3 separate regions of the Homo sapiens genome follow, and regions 1 and 3 are each linked to region 2. Evidence: chromatin loops called from intact Hi-C (ENCODE). Cell type or tissue: heart right ventricle. All regions are shown on one strand.

The links. Hi-C counts contacts between places; a loop is a spot of excess contacts. Peaks named below come from ENCODE experiments on the same cell type or tissue, not always from the same donor. Only the 100,000 strongest peaks of a DNase experiment are listed, where the experiment ranks them.
Region 1: a loop joins it to region 2, with 6 times the contacts of the local background. A loop is called at or near these places in 32 of 110 quality-filtered maps.
Region 3: it touches region 2 in a loop (3-fold over the local background); 28 of 110 quality-filtered maps call a loop at or near these places.

Annotation. Positions count from the first base shown.
Region 1 is chr5:148,177,133-148,182,132 of GRCh38, forward strand. No RefSeq gene overlaps it. Among named protein-coding and RNA genes, the nearest start is that of SPINK14, 11 kb to the left of the region's middle. In heart right ventricle, a CTCF peak has its summit at 2,291 (motif pointing right); no DNase peak of the experiment used is centred here.
Region 2 is chr5:148,441,512-148,446,511 of GRCh38, forward strand. FBXO38 (F-box protein 38) reads left to right here. Exons shown (of 22, transcript NM_205836.3): 22 at 458-1,325. The coding sequence ends at 636. Among named protein-coding and RNA genes, the nearest start is that of FBXO38, 60 kb to the left of the region's middle. In heart right ventricle, a CTCF peak has its summit at 2,591 (motif pointing right); no DNase peak of the experiment used is centred here; H3K27ac peaks cover 410 bases.
Region 3 is chr5:149,111,914-149,116,913 of GRCh38, forward strand. It overlaps the pseudogene RN7SKP145. Among named protein-coding and RNA genes, the nearest start is that of ABLIM3, 27 kb to the right of the region's middle. In heart right ventricle, CTCF peaks have their summits at 2,968 (motif pointing left) and 3,174; a DNase peak (open chromatin) is centred at 2,978; H3K27ac peaks cover 662 bases.

The sequences.
Region 1 (5,000 bases), 260 kb before region 2:
TGTAAGAATTCCAATGGACAAGATTTGTGCTCTATAATACTACAAATCTTTTTAGTAGATAAGAAAGCACTGACTTAAACTGTCAATGGGTAACAGTAAAAAGATCAGTAAAAATAATTTTTTTTCTGTCATTTGATAGTAGGCATTCCCAAAGATGTAAAGGAGATCAGCATGCATCTAAATGCAAGATGGCCTCCTTCCAGTGCAACCCCTAAGGATAATTTTCACAGGTCTCTTATGACTGCTAACATGAAAGGAACTTCCCCCTTTTGCGGTCCCAGCTCTGATAGTCACTGCCTGTGTTCTCATTCTTTCTCTCTCTCTCTCCCTCTGCCTTTGGCAGGTGATTTCAAATTCCTCCCTCTGATTCCCTGTATATTTTATGCTTTGGTAATTGATTAGCCCCAGGTTTTAGCTATTGCCATCTTCCACCCACCCTGCTTCCTCTGCATGACAAACCCACTCACATCTGTATTACTCTGTTGCCTATATACGTATAACTCACTTACCCACATCATGAGACTGTGCCCATATTCTTAGCATCAGACACTGGACATCTTTATATATACACATATATATATATATATACACACACACACACACACACATATATATATACACATATATATTCCATTTAATGACTTTGGACATGCGCATACAACCTTGAAACCATCGTCACAATCAAGGCAGTAGACATATCTGTCACCTCTAAAAATTTTCCTGTGACTCTTTGTTTTTGTTAATGCTGCTGTTGTTGTTGTTGTTGTAAGAAAAATTAATGAGATCTACCCTCAATAAATTTTGAAGTGCACAACACCGTATTGTTAACTATGGGCACTATGTTGTATAGTAGATCTTCAGAACTTATTCTTACATAATCAAAATTTTAAAACCATGAACAACAACTCCCCATTTCTCCCTCCCCCCAGTCCCTGGAAACTATTATTTTATTCTCTGCTTCCATGAATTTGACTATTTTATTTTTATTTTATTTTATTTGTTTTACTTTAAGTTCTGGGATACACATGCAGAATGTGCAGGTTTGTTACATAGGCATACATGTGTCATGGTGGTTTGCTGCACCTATCAACCCATCATCTAGATTTTAAGACCTGCATGCATTAGGTGTTTGTCCTAATGCTCTCCCTCCCCTTGCCTCTCATCCCACAACCACCCCAGTGTGTGTTGTTCCTCTCCCCATGTCCATATGTTCTCATTGTTCAACTCCCACTTATGAGTGAGAACATACGGTGCTTGACTTTCTGTTTCTGTGTTAGTTTGCTGAAGATGATGGCTTCCAGCTTCATCCACTTCCCTTCAAATGGCATGATCGAATTCATTTTTATGGCTGCATAGTATTCCATGGTATATGTACCACATTTTCTTTATCCAGTCTATCACTGATGGGCATTTGGGTTCGTTCCATGACTTTGCTATTGTAAATAGTGCTGCAGTAAACATACATGTGCATGTGTCTTTATAGTAGAATGATTTATAGTCCTTTGGGTGTATACCCAGTAATGGGATTGCTGGGTCAAAGGGTATTTCTGGTTCTAGATCCTTGAGGAATCACCATACCATCTTTCACAATGGTTGAACTAATTTACATTCCCACCAACATTGTAAGAGTTTCTATTTCTCCACTGCTTCACCAGCATCTATTGTTTCTTGACTTTTTAATAATCACCATTCTGACTGGCATGAGATGGTGTTTCCTTGTGGTTTAGAATTGCATTTCTCTAATGATCAGTGCTTATGAGCATTTTTCATGTTTGTTGGCCTCATAAATATCTTCTTTGTGAAGCAGACACTGGACATCTTAATTTCACTGGCTCTTGTGGAATCTTGAAAGTCAATCTATCTAATATGGATCCTATGCTTTTCTAAATTTGCTTTACACATGTTTTGATGTAATGAAAATTAATGCTATCACTCTCTCTAAGCCCTTTTTCACTCAAACTCAATTTTAATATACTATAAATATATATTCCTTATATCAGCTTACATATTGATCAAACTCATGAACATTTATTTAATTCAAGTCATCTTGTTTTAATGTTATTTTACTATTCATCTTAACTGTTATCTCAGGTTCCATTCTATTCTTCTGACCATAATTTTCCATTTAAATATTATCTGTTAAAAATCACTATCCTTGGTTAATTATAATAGAAACAAACATCTTAGTATGACATACAAGACACTTTATTTCATCTGTGAAAGACACTCTCGAAGCCCAAGTTGAACTATAATGAACTCTTGTAGGACTTGTAGCAAACCCTATTTGCCCATAAGGTGGCAGTAAAGCATTGCTCTTTAGACCAACAACTTTGACAATACTTTTGGCCAACTTGTCATATAACAATATGATTTTGGGGAAATTGCTAGATCTCTATGAGCTGCAGATTTCTTATCATCTAACATGGTAATATCCTTCTCCCCAGGAAGATGAAAGCTCCTAACATACTCAGCCTTGACGTTTATTCAGGTGTCACATTGGATGAGAGTATTGGGAAATGTTTCTAACTAATGGAATATTTGTAACTAACGAATGGACTAAATATTACTCTTCTAATCCTATGGAGTTTTTTTCTTTCTGATTAGCTTATTTTTACCCTGAGAAAGTTAATTCAGAGAGACAGACTTGTGTAAACTGTTTTCCATGTATTTTCCAAGCAAAAATTTGGAATGAGTTAGATATGGGCCCTATGTAGGCTTCCAGAAAGTCATTGTTATTTAAAATAACAATGAAAACAACATGACAAATCTAAGCCACAGTTAATTTTCTTTAATATAAAATTCATTGATTTATTTTTATTATTATTTTCAACAAATCATAATTGTGTACACTTACGGGGTGTAATGTGATGTTTTGTTATATGTATACAAAGTGGAATGATTAAATCCATCTAATTCACATATCCATCACTTCACTTATTTTTTGTGGTGTGACATTGCAAATTTACTTTCTTAGCTATTTTTAAATAGGCAACATGTTTTTATTAACTATAGTCATCCTTCTGTGCAGTAGATTTTATAAGCCTATTATTTTGTGTAACTGAAACTTCGTACAATTTGATAAACACCTCCTCATTCCTTCCTCCCCACCCCCACTTCTAGCTTCTGGTAACCAGCATACCATTCTCTACTTCTACTTCTATGAACTTGATCTCTTTTAACATTCTGCATTTAAGTGTGAGTATGTGGTGAAAGTGGGCATCTCTGTCCTATTCCATATCTCAGAGGAGAAGCTTTCAGCTTTTCACCATTAAGTATGATGTTAGCTGTGGGCTTGGCATATATGCCATAACTGTGTTTAGGTACATTTCTTCTATGCTAACTGTATTTAGGTACAGTTTTTTTCTTTGCCTGGCTTATTTCACTTTACATAATGTTCTCCAATTCTGTACATATTGCTGCAAATGACAGAGTTTCTTTCTTTTTAAAAGATGAATAGTATTCCATTGTATATCACACTTGGAAATATATCACATTTTCTTCATCCATTCATTTGTTGATGGACATATAGATTGTTTACATATTTTTTCTATTGCAGACAATGCTGTAATGAATACAGCATGCAGATACCTCTTCCACGTGTTGACTTGAATTCCTTTGGGTATATACCCAGAGTGGGATTGCTGGATCATATAGTAGTTCCATTTTTAGTTTTTTGAGGAACCTCCATCCTGTTTTCCATAATGACTGTACTAATTTACATTCCCAATAAGAGTGTACAAAGGTTCTGTTTTCTTCACTTCCTTGCCAGCACTTCTTATCTTTCATTGTTATAATAGCCATTCTAACAGGTGTGAAGTCATATCTTATTCTGGTTTTAATTTGCATTTCCCTAATTATTAGTGATGTAGAGCATTTAAAAATAAACATGTTTGCAATTTGTATGCCTTCTTTTGAGAAATGTCTGTTCAGGTCCTTTGCCAATTTTTAATTAGATTATTTGTTTTCTTGCTATTTAGTTGCTTGAATTCCTTATGTATTTTGGAATACTAAACCTTTGTTAGATGCATGGTTTGTGAATATTTTTTTTCCCCACTCTGTGGGTTGTCTCTTTACTCTATTTTTTCCTTGGCTGTGCAGAAATTTTCAGATTTGATGCAATCTCGTTTGTATTAATACTTTTGCTTTTGTTGCCTTTGTTTAGAGTTCAGATAAAAAAAATCATTGCTCATACCAATGTTATAAAGCTCTTCCCCTGTTTCCTTCTAGTTTTACGGTTTCAAGACTTACATATAAATCTTTAATTCATTTTGAGTTCATTTTTATATATAGTATGAGATAAGAAACCAATTTTATTTTTCATCAGGCAAATATTCCATTTTCCCAGCACCATTTATTGAAGAGACTCTCCTTTTCCTTTCTCCATTGTATGTTTTTAAATTTTATTTCAAAAATCAATTAGATAAAAATGTGTGGGTTTATTTTTGATCTGTCTATTCTGTTCCATTGGTTGATGTATCTGTTTTTATGCCAGTTCCATGCTGTCTTTATAGCATGGTGCTGGCATAAAATAGCTTTATAATATATCTTGAAGTCAGGTAGTATGATGCCTCCAGCTTCATTCTTTTTGCTCAGTATACTTTGGCTTTTCACGGTCTTTTGTGGCTCCATACGAGTTTAAGAGTTGTTTTCTCTGTTTCTATATAAAAAGACTGGAATTTTTATATTGAATGTTTAGATCATTCTGGGTTGTATAAACATTTTCACAATATTAATTCTTCCAATCCATGAACACAGATATTTCTCTATTTTTTCTTCAATTTGTTTCGTCACTGTTTTATAGTTTTTTTGTATATAAATCTTTCACCTCCTTGATTAAATTTACACCTAAGTGTTTTCTTTTTTGGTTGCTATTGTGGATGGGATTAAAAAATTTTTTTGGATAGTTCATTATTCGTTTATAAATACTAATTTTTATATGTTGATTTTGTATGCTGCCACTCTACTAAATTTGTTTATCTTTTCTAGTAGTTTTCTTTGTG
Region 2 (5,000 bases):
TAAATAACTTCAACTATATTGTTTCAAAATTGTTCCAATTGTATTATTCTCCTGCTAGTTATGAGCTGCTTATTGTGTGGAAACTTATAATTTAGGTGTAGAAATTAGGGGAGAAATTTTTGAATGTAGTTTCTCTAAGTGGTAGCATACTTGAATATTTATTGTTAACCAAAGGTTTTTTAAAAATACTTTATAAGGAAATGGATTTTATGAACTACATGTGCATGTGTCTGACTTGCCTTTGGTGCAGTATTTTTACCTTGAGACTTTAAGCATGTATTCTGTCTTAGGCATCAAACATAAGAACAAACTGGTGGTGACCCATTCCTTGACCTATTCATGCATCAGTTACATTATAGTGCAGTATATGGGACTGTCCTATGGACCAGCTTATCAGTGATTTTCCAAATGATTCTGATTATCATATGTATCTCTCCTTTTATTTCTAATTTCAAAGGCACTATCTATGCTCCTAGAAGGAAAGGACAGCTGTCTGCAGACATCTGTATGGAAACAATAGGAGAGGAAATTTCAGAGATGCGTCAGATGAAGAAGGGTGTATTTCAGCGAGTAGTGGCAATTTTTATCCACTATTGTGATGTCAATGGAGAGCCAGTTGAAGATGACTACATTTAATTGGTCCCTCCTCCTTTCCAGCTATTTTGTCAGAAAGCAAGTAGGGCCATCCAGCTGCCAGAGTGCTCCACAGGGACTTGAGGCATGCAGTTGGGAGGTCCTGGCTCGGTTTGCTATATAGGGAATATATAAGGAACATCGAAATTGTATACAAAGATTTGTACATAAAAAATATACAAAGACGCTTCCTAAAGTACCAACTTTATATCATATGTTTATACAATTTAATTTAAAAATTCATTTTAAGGAAGACAGATAATTTGAAAGACTTTTGTTTTTCTTGACTTAATTCATGAAGTATCATTTTTTGACTGAGTCTCCATTTACTTCATTCTTAATGATTATTGTCATCCCTTTAAATCTGTGCCTTTTTCTTCTTGAGCGAAGCTGTTTGAGTAAACCTGTTGAAGAGTGTTTGTGTCTTTTGTGCTTTTTTGTTGTTATTAAAACACCAACTAAACCTTATAGTCAAGACAAGGCTCTATGTTTCTGTACAAAGCTGTAGTTCTTTCTTAGTATTATAGTTGCCATGTTTCTTAAAATCAAGTAAAAAGACTTATGAGCTTAAAAAAAAGTGAGTTTGAGAGGGAAATGGAAAAGTTTCCAGAGTATTTCTAGTAATTTATTTCCACATTGAATTGTGTATATGCTTTATCTTGAATATAAAATAAAAGTTTATTAAAAACTTTTCTCTTGCCTTGGACCTGAATCCCTCTTTTTAAAGAAGAGTAGCAAATACTGCACAGAAAAGCAGTGTATATATAGAGTTGTATCTAAGGTAAGATTCCAGTGTAATCCAATTTCTGATCTCTGAAAGTTTTTAGCTACAAGATGTTCAACTCACATAACTTTTTTTGTTTGTTTTTTTTGGTTTGGTTTTTTTTTTGAGATGGAGTTTCACTCTTGTTGCCCAGGCTGGAGTGCAATGGCATGATCTCGGCTCACTGCAACCTCTGCCTCCCAGGTTCGAGTGATGCTCCTGTCTCAGCCTCCGGAGTAGCTGGGATTATAGGCACCCGCCACTATGCCTAGCTAATTTTTGGTATTTTTTAGTAAAGGCAGGGTTTCACCATGTTGGCCAGGCTGGTCTGGAACTCCTGATCTCAGGTGATCTGCCTGCCTCAGCCTCCCAAAGTACTAGGATTACAGGCAGAGCTCTTTAAGGCAATACTGGGAACAGCAGAATTTTCCAAACTTCTTGTCATCAGGAGATGGCCTTTCTCCCCTTTCAAGGTGAGGAATTAATTGCCCTGATAAGGCAGTGATATACATAGTATTACAGTGTCAAGGGTCGTCAGCAAAAGCTTTAACACCTGCAGAGTCATGGCTTTGTCACTTGCCAGCCAAGTGACCTCAGCAAATTACTTAAACTGAAGGCCTGTGGAACATTTTTATAAATTTTCTCTAGACATGAAATTATGGTCAAAGGTGTAAAGTTTCTTTGAGATTTGTTCAGCCCCTTCATTTACAAGGGCTTAATTGAAGCCCAAGGGGGAAAATTGCTCACTCATAATTAGGACCTGTTTTTAGGCTAGGTAGGACAATAATCCCAATTTCTGATTCCCACTAGGCTGCCTCTGTTTTTCGTGACAGAAATACAAGGATGCCAGCAAGTTTTTCTAACACAAAATATTCCGCGTTAATCAGTGTCTTTCCTTAACGTTCTCTTTTTTTCCCAGGCTCTAAAAATTCTCATTACATTAGGAAGAGTGATTCAATTGGGTACTTCATTCTATTGTCTCCTTATTACATTATTTTTAACTCAGCTAACTTATAATTAGACAAGTGTGTTTCACTATACAGATTACAAGTGTGGTAAGAGGCAGGAAATACAGAATATCCTAGATATTTCAAAGTAATCTGGGATTCCCAACCCTGAGCGAAGACAATCTAACTCTAGGTTTTCACTGTAACCTGTTAACCAAATTATCTAAGTAATGCTTACATTAGCCACAAGAGGCCGCTGCTTTGTAATTTTTGGCTTAGTCATGTCTTTGTCTAACCTAACCTAAACTGTTAGATCAGTGGAAGTACAGCTGGCAGCGCTAAAATCATTCAAAAGTTGCTAAGACTGGAATAGCTGAAAAAAAATCTGGAAGATGCCAACTACGATAGTCACTCTGAATATATATATAATACGAAGGGCTGGAGAGTGATTGCTCTACAGCAAGGGTCAGCAAACTATATAGGTCCAAATGGTAAATATTTTAGGCTCAATGGGCCACATTCTCTGTGGCAACTGCACAACTATTGTGAAAGTCATAGACGATATAAACGAATGGGCATGGCTGTGTTGCAATAAAACTTTATGGACACAAATTTCAATTTCATGTAATTTTCACGTCACAAAATAAAACTTTTTCCACAGCCATTTACTAAAGTAAAACACCATCCTGAAGGCTCATAGACCAGATTTGGCCTCCAGGCCACGGTTTGGCCACACCTGCCATAGAGAACTGAGATATCCTATTCATTCATTTAATTATATCACCAGCTGTTGGTGCAGTGCAGTGCCTGGCACATTTTTTAAAGGCCTTAAAAATACTGCATGGATGATATATAACTTAATATCAGTGAGAGAATTGTGTCTCATTGCCAGGTGTGTAGGTCTAACAGTCTCCCTAAATAATAGCTAGTACCACAATTCTTACAGGGACTTCATATGTAGAATCTGAAGACCTGAGTTCAGTTTTTGACTTCCTCAAACAACTGATGGGAGAGCTGGAGATGGTTGGAACCCCTACCCTTCAGCCTCAGTTTTCTTTTCTGTCAAATGGTAACAACTAATAATATAACCACCCACCCCATAGGGCAGTGGTTAGTTTCCAATAGGAGCCGCCAGTAAACTGGACAGTGTGATGCCAGTGGAGGTAGTATTGCTTCCAGTATAATTTCTTTTATTATCAAAAGAAGTTTGGGTGTTGCCCAGGCTGGAGTGCAGTGGCACGATCTCAGCTTACTGCAACCTCTGCCTCCTGGTTCAAGCGATTCTCCTGCCTCAGCCTCTCAAGTAGTTGGGATTATAGGCACCCGCCACCATGCCAGGCTAATTTTTGTATTGTTAGTAGAGACGGGGTTTTGCCATGTTGACCAGTCTGGTCTTAGACTCCTGACCTCAGGTGATCCACCCGCTCGGCTTCCCAAAGTGATGGGATTACAAGCGTGAGCCACCGCGCCCAGCCAAGTTTGGTTTTGTTTGTTTTTTGTGGCGGGGGGGGCGGGGGGCGGGTGCTGTGTGGGGTTTTTTTGGACTCATCTTTCCATAACCTGTTCCTCATACCATATTCCAGGATAGTAGGAAACAGAACTGGTGAGGCTGTTGAGAAAGAGGAAATCATGACAGTATGAAAGCTAGCATTTTTAAAAGTGATCATTACTAAGTGCTTTCCATACCTCCTGCAATAACACTTTAAATGTATGATCAATATGTTCCTACTTTACTGGTGAGAAAACTCGGTTTTAGAAGGTTACATAACTTGCTCAAAAGCACACATCTAGGAATTGATGGGAGCAGGATGCTGTCAAAGGATGACATCCTGCAGGATGAGTCCAAAGCCTGTGCAACTTGGGCAGTTTCTTGGTCCTTCATAATGAGAGGAGGCCCATATAAGGGTGGGCCTGCCCTAATAGGGAACCTGCCAAGTCAACTTACTGCTGCCACTTAAATTGAAACCACTCCAGCTATGTTTAGCACAGTCCCAGAAAAACAGAGGCTGATTTTCTGATGCGGGAGATGTCCCATTTACACATGGGAGGCAGGTAGAATGCAAAAGAACACTGCAATCCATACAATGTCTATAGCAAGAAATGGATACGCAGCAGCTAAAAAAAACTATATGTGTTAATGTGAAATGATGTTTAGAGTACACTGTTGAAAACGCAAGTAGCAGATTATTATATACCAACATCATTTTATTTACATATAAGAAAAAAAGCCATATGTTATACATGTACATTTATACATATGTAAATGCATAGAAAATTACATTTGAATTACATAAGCCAAGTGAAAAAAGCATTTACTTCTGGGGAGGGGGGTAGCATTGAGTTGGAGTCAAGGGGTATTTTCTTGTATGTATTAATATATATAACAAATTTTTACAGTGGAAATGGATTGCATAAATACATCATTTATGTAACCTATTATTTATATAGTCTAAAAATGTATAATTTATATATTTAGAAATAAAATAAACTTAAGAAGGAAGCACTTTGTTAGAATTGAGAAATCTGAATGTTTTCAGTCCTCTGACTTCAGCCTCATATCAGCTCTTGTTCTTGGACAAATCACTTTCCCTGACAAAGTCTTTCCTCTTCTGTAAAATGAAGTCAACAATCCCTCTTTATATACTGTTATGAGAGAC
Region 3 (5,000 bases), 670 kb after region 2:
AGGAAAGAGAGAGAGACAGAAAGAAAGAGAAAAAGAGAGAGAGAGAAAGAGAAAGAAAGAGAAAGAAAGAAAGAAAGAAAGAAAGAAAGAAAGAAAGAAAGAAAGAAAGAAAGAAAGAAAGAAAGAAAGAAAGAAAGAAAGAAAGAAACAGAACAGACAGACCCGGGAGCCAGAAACAAAAGCAGAAATCGGTGATCAGAGCCCGATCAGGAGGTGAAAATAGATGCCATGGAGATCCTGGAGTTTCTCAGCCTACACTGGTCCACAGAGCTGGGGGCTAGCCTTCTGTTGCCCCCACCTGTTAACAATGACCTTGAGCCCATGTGAAGCCAGGGAGTGGGAAATTTGCTCCCTACAGAAAGCCTGCAGGCTGGAAGGGTTGATGTTCCATCAAAAAGGAATTGGAAAACTTCCTTTGACAGGAGAAGACCCTGAAGAAGCTTTGCATCTGTTAGAGGCCTTACAAGGAAAAGTCAAACACCCAGGCCTGCACCTTGAGAAAGTACCATGCATTGTGCAGGAACCCCATTCAGAGGAGTTAGTGACAAAAACTGGTTTCTGGATGTTGATTCTCTAAGAATACAACAGAAACAATGGCAAAAACAACTCCTTAAGGATATTTTCATAGTGCGGGGTTCACATGAAGCCCATTTTCTTAAAACGCTGAAGAATACAGTCATGCACTGCATAATGACATTTTGGTCAATGACAGGCCACATATATGACAGTGATCCCATAAGATTACAAATGGAGCTGAAAAATTCCTATCACCTAGTGACATCTTGATGATCCTGACCCTGTGTAGGCCTAGGCTAATGTGTGTGTTTGTATCTTCATTTTTTAACAAAAAAGTTTCAAAAGTTAAAAAAAAGTAAATAATTTTAAAAATAGAAAAAAAGTCTTACAGAATAAGTGTATTAGTCCATTTCCACACTGCTATAAAGAACTACCTGAGACTGGATGATTTATGAAGAAAAGAAGTTTAATTGACTCACAGTTCCACACGCTTAACACGAAGCATGACTGGGAGTCCTCAGGAAACTTACAATCATGGCAGAAGGCAAAGTGTAAGAAAGCACCTTCTTCACAAGGTGACAGGAGAGAGAAAGAGCAACAGGGAGAAGTGCCACAGACTTTTAAACCATCAGATCTTGTGAGAACTCACTCACTATCATGAGAACAGTAAGAGGAAATCCACCCCCATGATCTAATCACCTCCCAGCAGATGCCTCCCCCAACACTGAGGATTACAATTGAACACAAGATTTGGGAGGGGACACGGAGCCAAACCATATCCATAAGGATATAAATAAAAAAAAAGTTTTGTACTGCTTACAATGTGTTTGTGCATTCAGCTAGGTGTTATTACAAAAGAATCAAGAAGTTTTAAAAAATTAAAGATTATAAAGTTAAGAAGCTATAGTAAGCTAAAGTTAATTAATTATTGAAGGAAGAATTTTTTTTATATAAATTTAGTGTAGCCTAACTGTACAGTGTTGATCTCAGCTCACTGCAACCTCCGCCTTCTGGGTTCAAGCAATTCTCCTGCCTCAGCCTCCCGAGTAGCTGAAATTGCAGGCGTCCACCACCATGCCCGGCTAATTTTTTCTGCAGTAGTATACAGTAATGTTCTAAGCCTTCATATTCACTAACTCACCCAGAGCAACTTCCATTCCTGCAATATCTATTCATGGTAAATGCTCTATACAAATGTACCATTTTTTATCTTTTATACTGTATTTTTGCTGTACCTTTTCTATGTTTAGACAAATAAATACCATTGTGTTACAATTGCCTACAGTATTCAGGAAAGTAACATGTTGTATAGGATTGTAGCTTAGGAGCATTAGGCAATATTATACTCTAGGTATGCAGTAGGCTATACCACCTAGGTTTGCGAAAGTACACTCTATGATGTTCACACAACAAGAAAATCATCTAATGACTCGTTTCTCAAGAATGAATCCAGAGTTAAGCAATGCATGACTATAGTTCAAAGTAGTTCATAGTTAAAACAGATACAAATCAAATAAGGAAATTGAACACCAAGAGAAAAAAAACAACAGATGCAACTGATCAGTGAACCAGCACTGCAAGAATGAGAAATTAAAAAACTATGAATGAAAGAGATAGAATAAGCATGTTAAAAGGTAGACTTCATAGTAAGTGTTCTTATCACAACTTTTTTTAAAAAGGGAGAAAAAACACAGACTAAACTGCAAAGAAATGACTATTAAACTGACAGCAAAATTCTAATAAAATTAGAAACAAAAAGAAAATGGAATTATACAGACAGCACAAGTAAATGGTATTGGGCAACAATTTGTATAAACTTTTAAATGTACAAAGCCATACTGTTAAATATTTATGAACATGTACAGATTTAATAAGAGCATCAGAATATGGACAGGAGAAAGACCACTTACATCAGAAGAGAGAATGCCTCTAGGGTGGAAGGAAGGGGAATGTGATTAAGGAGGGCTATAAAGGAGACCTCAACTGTATCTGAAACCTGCTATTTCCTTTAAATAAGTACACACACTCACACGCACATACACAGAGACACACAAACACATTTGGATACAAAATATTCTTAAATGTCAATATGAAAAAGCAAGTCCTGTCACCTTCACAGATGTAAGATTCCCATAGCCACCTTGGCCAAGCTCAGTAACATATCTACTTCATTAGAATGTCTGCTCAATGCTTCTAAGACTTGTTTTCAACTGCTATTGCTGTAGAATTAGTTACTGAGGCTGGAATCTCCTTACTTTCATGACAAGCAGGCTGGTTTCCCATGTGTGGATCAGAAGTCAGCTTCCTGATGCGATTTCACTCTCAATATACTGCCTGTCTGGCCAGTAGAAGCTTCTAGGGGTAAATATCAGCACAGGGAGAGAACAGCAAAGGCTGAATTTCTTCTCAGAACCCTGACACCAAAGGAACATAGATGAAGAGTGACACCCAGTGGCCAGACAGAAGGCAGAGTGCAGAGACTTCAGCTCCTTGGCTGCTTGCTTGTGTGGAGCTGGGTCATTCCTCTGAGCTCAAAATCCAGCCTTCGGTTGCTGTGATTCAAGGAGCTCCGATATCTGGATAGTGCTTTGGGGGATATGCAAGGAGCCAGTTCCCCTCTTCTCCTTGTGCCACCCGTCCCTGTTTTCTGGCTCATTTCCCCCTTCTGTACCAATTGTGCAATCTCTGGTGCATTGGGTCCCACAGCTGACCAGGCACAGGAGAATGTTGTAGTCCACCTCACACAGCACAGAGGACGCTGTTCTTCAGTGTGAGAGGACCCCTTAAAACTAAGCAAGTGAAATGTGATGAATGAATTAATTCAGTAGTGCTGACTTACTGTCATTTGAGGTAAATTAGCGTGAGGTCCAGAAGTCCAAATATAAGTTATGAAAATGACAGCTGTCTCCAATATCCTGTTAAAACTGCCTCTCAAGATCACCACCCACAACAATGCAATGGCACAAACAACAATAAGAACAAGTGCCTGTGAATCATACACACACACACTGTGCCAGGCACCATTCTGAGGGCTTTGTGTGTATTATTAACTCATTTAAACTCATGACAAGTGCTAACATTCTACGCATTTTACAGATGAGAAAACTGAGGCATGGAGAGATAAATGTATGTGTCCAAAGTCACAGAGCTGGTAAGCCAGTGGAAGCACCAGCTGCACTCACATGGTCACGAATGCTTTTTGGGCAGCCTTACTCCAGAACTCTGTAAGCCATTTAGCTACTGTGCTTCTGGATGACCTCCTAATGGCTGGCCCTGAAGGTCTTTCCTCAGTTGGCCCTGCTGTGCCTCTCTGAGGACAGCAGCAGTGTCAGCCCCCATCTCCCCCGTGGCTTATTTCTTCCTCTCTGTGGCTCCTCTGTCTCCTCTCTGCATTCTCTCTTCCTTCACTCTGTAAATGGAGGCATCCTCCATGGTTCTTCCTCCTTCCTGTTTTCCATTATCTTTGTTCTCTCTCTCTTGCACTGGAACCTCTCACCAGAACTCATCGGATTTAATGTCAGGATTTAAAATCACCAGGGCATTTAACCAAAGCTCACTGGATTTGATGTCAGGATTCTGAGGTTCCAGAGGGAAGGCCTTGGGTTCAGCCTCTTCACCCCTGGGGTCCTCATTTCCCCCTGCGGTAACATGATGGGGTGGTTCAGAGCAATGTTCTCACCTTGGCTGCCCACCAGCCCCACCTCGGGAGCTTTTATCATTATTGCTGTCCTGGCCTCACAGGCCATTTAGATGACAGCCTCTGATTGTGGAATTTCTATTTCTTCCTTTAATTTTCTCAATTGCTTCTTTGTATATTTTGAGAGCTTGTTTGGAGGTCCTATCAGCACAGCTACTGGTATACCCTTGACCCAAGACTGGTCCTTCTCTATTGGGGATGGTCATCCTCTACTACCAAGCACACAGCTCCGGGAGGGATGCATGTGGAGTGGTGAGGGAGGAAGAGGACACCCACCTAGCCAGCCAGATCAGCCAAATCAACCCTGAAGATCAATGGGGTGACGGATGTTGCAGCCAGCTTGCCCTCACATCTTCTTGTATATTTTGAACGTCTATTATTCAGCACACGCCTTCATGATTATATGTCTTTTGGGGTATTAATATAGCCACTTTAAACTTCTTGTGCTCTGCAGTTTACATGATATATCTTTTTCAATCCATTTGCTTTTAACCTCTCTTTATACTTAAATTATAACTTCTGAATAGTATATAATTGAATCTTACTTTTTAAAAATAAATTCTGATAGACTGTCCATTTTAATTAGAGTGCTGTTTCACACTCTTCTGGCCTCCATGATTTCTGATGAGAAGTCAGAGATCTTTGGAATTGATATTCTATTTAATGTAATGTGTCTTTTTCTCTGGCTTTTTCAATATTTTCTCTTTACCTTTAGATTTCAACACTTTGACTATGATGTGACAAGGTGCACTCTTCTTCTCATTTATCCTAAGTTATGGTTTATTGA